Regions from separate parts of the Homo sapiens genome. Here region 1 is linked to region 2. Evidence: read pairs that join two places in POLR2A ChIA-PET (ENCODE). Cell type or tissue: GM12878. All regions are shown on one strand. Each heading gives the region's core, and the rest is flanking DNA. Links, peaks and the distances in the headings are about the cores only. Region 1 overlaps LOC124901321 (a long non-coding RNA gene). Region 2 overlaps LOC105375070 (a long non-coding RNA gene).

Region 1 (2,908 bases), core at 123-2,622, 180 kb before region 2:
GAAGAATAAATTTTACAAAGTACCTAAGAAGCAAATGACCAGAAGCCACCGGACTGTTTTCTGGGGGCATTTATAGCTAGAGTCTGGGCCCTCTAGGCCCTCTGTCCCAGGGACAGAAAGCCTTGGTCCCTGGGACAGCCATGTGTGGTATCATCGTACAGTGCATGTGGGAAGGAATTCCACTCTTCAGTTGTGACAGGGCTGGACACACACACACATGTATACCTCTTGGCAGCTTCCCATCCTCATTCACAGTTGCAGGTTTGAGAGGGTATATCCCCCAGGTACCCTGAAGCCAGTCTCTGAAGCTGTCGAGGGTCCCCCAAGTCAACAGACAAGTGGTGGGGGGCAGGTAGCTAGTGAGAGGAAGGGGGAGCCTTCCTCCCCGCTTCATCCATAGCTGTGGAGTGAACTGGCCTGGGGTGGGTGGCTGCAGGGCTTGCCTTGACCCCTGCTGCACTGGTGTCCTCAGGCCTGGGGCCTCTTGTATGGCTGACTTTCCATAATATTTGTTGACTATAAATGTCCAGCCTGGGGCTGCCTGGGAAGGCCAGGTGTGTCAAGACAGCCAGACCATCACGACATTAGTCTTTGGGAGAGGACTGGGAGGTACACAAGATCCCACTGCAACTGGCTTCTCCAAAGAAAGACTAAATGCGATGATTTCTTCCACAAGAAAACTCCAAATGAAAAAGAATAGCTACATTTTACTCAGGTTTTGTGATCTGACTGGCATGAACCAAACATCTTTGAGGTGTGTGGCCATGTTGCCATTACACAGACAAGAAAACAGAGGCTCTGAGATATTGAGTAAAACCCCCAGGGTTACACAAGAAACTCAAGAGAGGACAAGTAGCATGATAGTTCCTTCCGACTGGGGGTCCCTGAGGACAGGGCTGCATCTCCCCTCAGACTGGGGCTCCCTGAGTAAGGGCTGTGTCTCCCCTCAGTCTGAGCCCTATCTAGGAGGGGCTTAGAGGAGGAGCTGACTTTGAACCTGCCTTCTTTTGCATCCACACTGGTCTCCTGGAGAGTCTTGGAGGGGCTGCTGACCTGGCTACCCCTGCTCTTTCTCACCCTGGCTGTCACCCCTAGTTCTAGCCTAGGGCTCTGCCTACAGGAATGCCATAGTGTGGGGCCATGGTTCTGACCAAGAGGGAAGTGGGGGAGGGTATGCACCAGAGGAAGCTGTCCCTTGGTGGCCATGCTAAGATCAGTGGGATGTCCCTGCAGCTTCCCTCCCTTCCTGACCAGGTCCACTGGGGGTCAGGACCACCCAGCTGATCCATGCCAGAGCCACACTGAGCAGAGGGCTGGCTGGACCCTGCCCTTCCCAGGAGGATCAGCTGGGAGAAGGGCTCCATTTGTGGAGGGGGCAGAGTGGAGTGCGGCCTCCTGCAATGTCCAGGAGTAGGTGCTCCTCACTCTGCCCATGACTCGCCAGCAAGAGCTGATCATGTGATGGGGGCCAGGTGGCAGGTGTAATAGGAGACAACATCCTCCTCGGCCTGCCCTGTGACTATATTAAGTTTTGTGCCCTGGCATTCCCCTGCCCCTGCCCCCAGGACTTTCCCTCCTCCCTCAAGGGATCCTACACTGCAGATAAAGGAGCCATCCCTCCTTCCCAGCCCCACTGTCTGAGGAAAGGAGCAGGGGCCTAATGAGGTCAGAGCCCACGGGTGGGGGAGCAAATGCAGTAAATTTAGCCTTTGGATGCTAATGAGCTGCAGAGGGAAGTGCCTGGGAGGGCCTTGGCAACCCTCAGACTCAGTCCTCCTCCCACAGCCGCCCACACATCACCTAGGTGCTCACAAGGGCACATGAAGAATACACTCACCAGCAGCTGAGACACAGGTTTACACTCTTAATTTTTATTTTTTAGAGACAGGGTCTCACTCTGTCACCCAGGATGGAGTGCAGTGGCACAATCTTAGTTCACTGTAGGCTTGACCTTCTGGACTCAAGTGATCCTCCGGCCTCAGCCTCCTGAGTGGCTGAGAACACAGTCATGTGTCATCATGCCTGGCTAATTTAACAATTTTTTTTTTTTTTTTTTGTAGAGAAGGGAGTCTTACTATGTTGCCCAGGCTGGTCTTGAACTCCTGAACTCAAGAGATCCTCCTGCTTTGACCACCCAAAGTGCTGGGATTACAGCTGTGAGCCACCACACCTAGCGTAGGTTTACATTCTTACAGGCCAATCCATATATACCCATACACCCAGGAGCCCCCAGGAGTCTATTATTACCGTGATAACCTGATAACCTTGTTCAGGAACTCATGTGTACACACCTCGCTATGCGTACAGTCATTCATGCATGCTTGCACACCCATGTGCTCACATGCATGCCACCCACTCCTGTTGGCATTTCTCCTAAGCCCCTGAGTCTATGGCAGAAGCATGTCATCTGGGAGCTGCAGGGCATTTGCACCCCATTAAAGGGCTCAATCCCTGTCCCCCCTCAATGGAACTCACCACCCCAGGAGCCCCAGGAAGCCCTGCCTTTTCCCCAGGGTGAGGGCAGGGGGCAGACACAGGGTTTATTAATAAACTTGTTCTTGACTGGAAAGGCCTATGCAGAAGCCCCAATCTCAAGCCAATCAGAGCAGAACTTTCCAGGAATGTCACCCAGAGCAAGCCTTCCTCTGACTCCAAGATTATTTCTCACCCCTGACTTCATCCCCTTGGTGTGTGTGGCTCCTGCCAGGCTCCACTGGCTCTGCCCGGCAGGCCTGCTGTCACCTGGCAGCTGGCATCTACCTTGGCCACTGCCCAGAGAAGGTCACACAGCACATGGGTGGTGGGGCCAGGATTAGAACTGCATTTGCTCTCACTCAGTCTTGCTCCACCCCACTCCTCCAAACAGAGCACAGCTGAGCCTGCTGTGTTGGGAGTGCAGAATGCCCTC
Region 2 (2,908 bases), core at 155-2,654:
AAATATGATGTGAAAAGAAAGAGTTTTCTTCTTTTCTTAAAAATCCAGGTTGAACACTTTGGAAGAGTTTGGTAACAGGAAACAGCTGAAAAAATTGCCATTGAGCAAGGCATAGAAGAGACAGACTATAAAGAATGGTGCTGGCGGGCAGGGTGGAGGGCCTATTCTGGAAGGAATCTACCCTTGATTGGTTCTTAAGAGCCAGGAAGTTCTCACTCCACTTTAAATAAACCAAAACCAGAACCCAAAGAAGTGAATATAATGGGTTAGTTTATGCCAGAAGACCATTCATGGCACAGGAGGGCCTGTGCCCAGGGGAAGGCTTCATTCATACATCAAAATGCTGGCACATGTTAGCACATCCATAGGGCTCCAATTAAAATGAAATCTTTACATTGTACAGGTTTTCTTTCTTTATGATCATTTGTCAAACTAACCAACTACAAGCCTTGATGGTATTGGATAGGAGGGCCTCACCGCACCAATTGTAAGTCCTGCAGCAAAGGCTTTATCACTGAGCCCCTGTTTCCTTGTGGATTTTCATCTGCCCCACCTCAGAGGACCGTGAAGATTACCGGGCGAGCGAAGCAGCCAGTAAAGTGCCTGTCGTTAGCAAGTATCAATTCTCCATTCCCATAAATGGTCTCACCATCCAGCCAATTAAGCAACTCAGAAATCTCGGAATCATCCCCAGCAGCTCCCTCTCCTTCCCTTCCGAACTCCTTCTACACCTCGCCCATCACCAAAACCCTGCCAAGTCTCCTGCTGAAAAACTCCTGATTATCCTTGGAGCTCCAGCCTCATAGAAGCTGCCCTGGACCAAGCCATCACCCTCTCTCGCCTGAGATCCCTACCTGGCCCTGCTGCTTTCACTCTCACCCCCGCCCCAGAATCCAGCCTCCTCCAGCAGCAAGAGGGATGTTTTAAAACATGACTGTAATCATGTCACTCCTTTGCTTAAAACTCTCTGGCAACTTTCAAACCTCCTTCGAATGACTGAGAAAGCCATACACACACACACACACACACACACACACACACACATACACAGCTGCACCCGCCACCTGTCAGTTCCTCAGAATGCACTCTGCTCCTTCGCACTTCAGGACCTTTGTACACACTGTCCCTGCAGCTTAGCACAGTCCTCACCCCTTCCTGGCTCGTTAACGCCTACTCATCCTGCAGGCCTCTACTTAAATGCCATTTTCTCAGAAATACTTTCCCTTTCACTTATACTAAAAATATTTATTCAGCACCTTCTAATGCCAGGCATTATTCTAGGTCATGTCTTGGGAAGACAATCATGAACAAGACAGACAAAATCCCTGCCCTTGCCAGGTGCAGTGGCTCATGCCTCTTCGTGAACAGAGTGCCGAAGCCAATGGCTCAGCACTTTGAGGGGCTGAAGTGGGGGGATCGCTTGAGGCAGGAGTTCAAGGCCAGCCTGGGCAATATAGCAAGACCCCATCTCTACAAAAAATACCAAAAAATTAGCCAGGCACAGTGGTGTGTGCCTATAGTCCCAGCCTTGGGAGGCTGAGACAGGAGGGTCCACTGAGCCCAGGAGGCTGCAGTGAGCTATGATCATACCACTGCACTCCAGCCTGGGAAACAGGGCAAGACTCTGTCTCTTAAATAAATAAATAAATAAACCCCTGCCCTCACAAAGATTACATCCTAGTGGGGAAGAAAGGGAATGAATAATTAAATAAATACTATTTTCAGATGGTGATAATAAAGGCATCTGATCACAATATGATTCATTTTATTATTAGAAGAAATAAATTATTACAAAAAATTCATATTTTTAGTCGCTTAAGGAAATTAGGTTTGAACAATATATCAAAGGCATTTATTTATACCAGTGACTGTTGAAATTTAGTTCTAGAATGTTGTTTCTGTTTGTACAATTTTTAAAATGTGACTGTGGCATGTTCCTTCAGTCAAAAAATAAAATAGAATACAGTGGCACCACTCATGGATACACACACATGAAGACACAGACATTTGAGTCGCTTTTGAGGTCACACACATTTGAGGTCAAAAGTGACATGTAGAGACATCACAGGCTCTCATGGGTATACATAAAAACACACCAGACACAAAACATGTCCCACACACACACACACACACACAGTCATTTGGAAACACACAGAGACAAGAGGCCAGGATGTTAGCACCACTACCCCTGACCTCCCTGGCACCTCCTACATCCCCACCTGCCAAGCTTGACCCTGACTGCTTGAGGCACCATTGCTGAAGGTGGCATGTCTCCCTCCTCCAAGGACATCTTCAGGCCCTAAATTCTGCCCCTACTACCAACAATTACCCAGCAACCTGAGCCCTGGCAGAGGCCGAGCTTAAATTAAAATAAAGACAGATCAAGGTACATTGAAATTTTGTGGTCATTCTCTACTGTGACCTCTACTCACCCCCAACCCCCAAGCCCAGTATCACACTCAATACCTATCCCATCACCACCATAGACCAACCCCACGCACCCCACACTCACCGAGTGCACACACTCCCACTGGCCCTGTATGGCATGTCACTACCTCTGCCCACAGACCCAGATCCCTCAGGTCTAAGACAGGTGTACTCACTGGAAATCCACAGGCACATGTAACCCCCATCCTCACATCCCCACACTCACACCCACAAGTCACACAGTCCTATGCAAGCCTGTCCCACAGTACATGCAGATGCAGATCAGCCATTAGACTTCTCAGAAGATGGGAACATATGGGGTGTGAACCCCACACCCACACATACCCAAGGTCCATGCACTGCCCTCTCTCCTCACCACTACCTGAAAGGTGTGACTCACTGCACTTACACCCAGAGCCAGCCATGCAGGACAAAGTGGTACCTCTCCACCCCCAGCCCCCAGCCAGCCTCCAAGCCTCCC

The links. ChIA-PET counts read pairs that join two places held together with the same protein. Peaks named below come from ENCODE experiments on the same cell type or tissue, not always from the same donor. Only the 100,000 strongest peaks of a DNase experiment are listed, where the experiment ranks them.
Region 1: POLR2A ChIA-PET joins it to region 2 with 10 read pairs; 2 of 35 experiments call an interaction of 5 or more read pairs at or near these places.

The regions. Positions count from the first base shown.
Region 1 is chr6:43,992,850-43,995,757 of GRCh38, reverse strand. All of the region lies in intron 1 of LOC124901321 (a long non-coding RNA gene), which reads right to left. SCIRT (stem cell inhibitory RNA transcript) reads left to right here. Exons shown (of 5, transcript NR_125864.1): 5 at 1-35. Among named protein-coding and RNA genes, the nearest start is that of LINC03040, 6.3 kb to the left of the region's middle. RefSeq lists an enhancer at 1,341-1,841. In GM12878, for the core only: no CTCF peak of the experiment used is centred there; a DNase peak (open chromatin) is centred at 1,539.
Region 2 is chr6:43,811,565-43,814,472 of GRCh38, reverse strand. All of the region lies in intron 1 of LOC105375070 (a long non-coding RNA gene), which reads right to left. Among named protein-coding and RNA genes, the nearest start is that of LINC02537, 39 kb to the left of the region's middle. In GM12878, for the core only: no CTCF peak of the experiment used is centred there; a DNase peak (open chromatin) is centred at 1,102.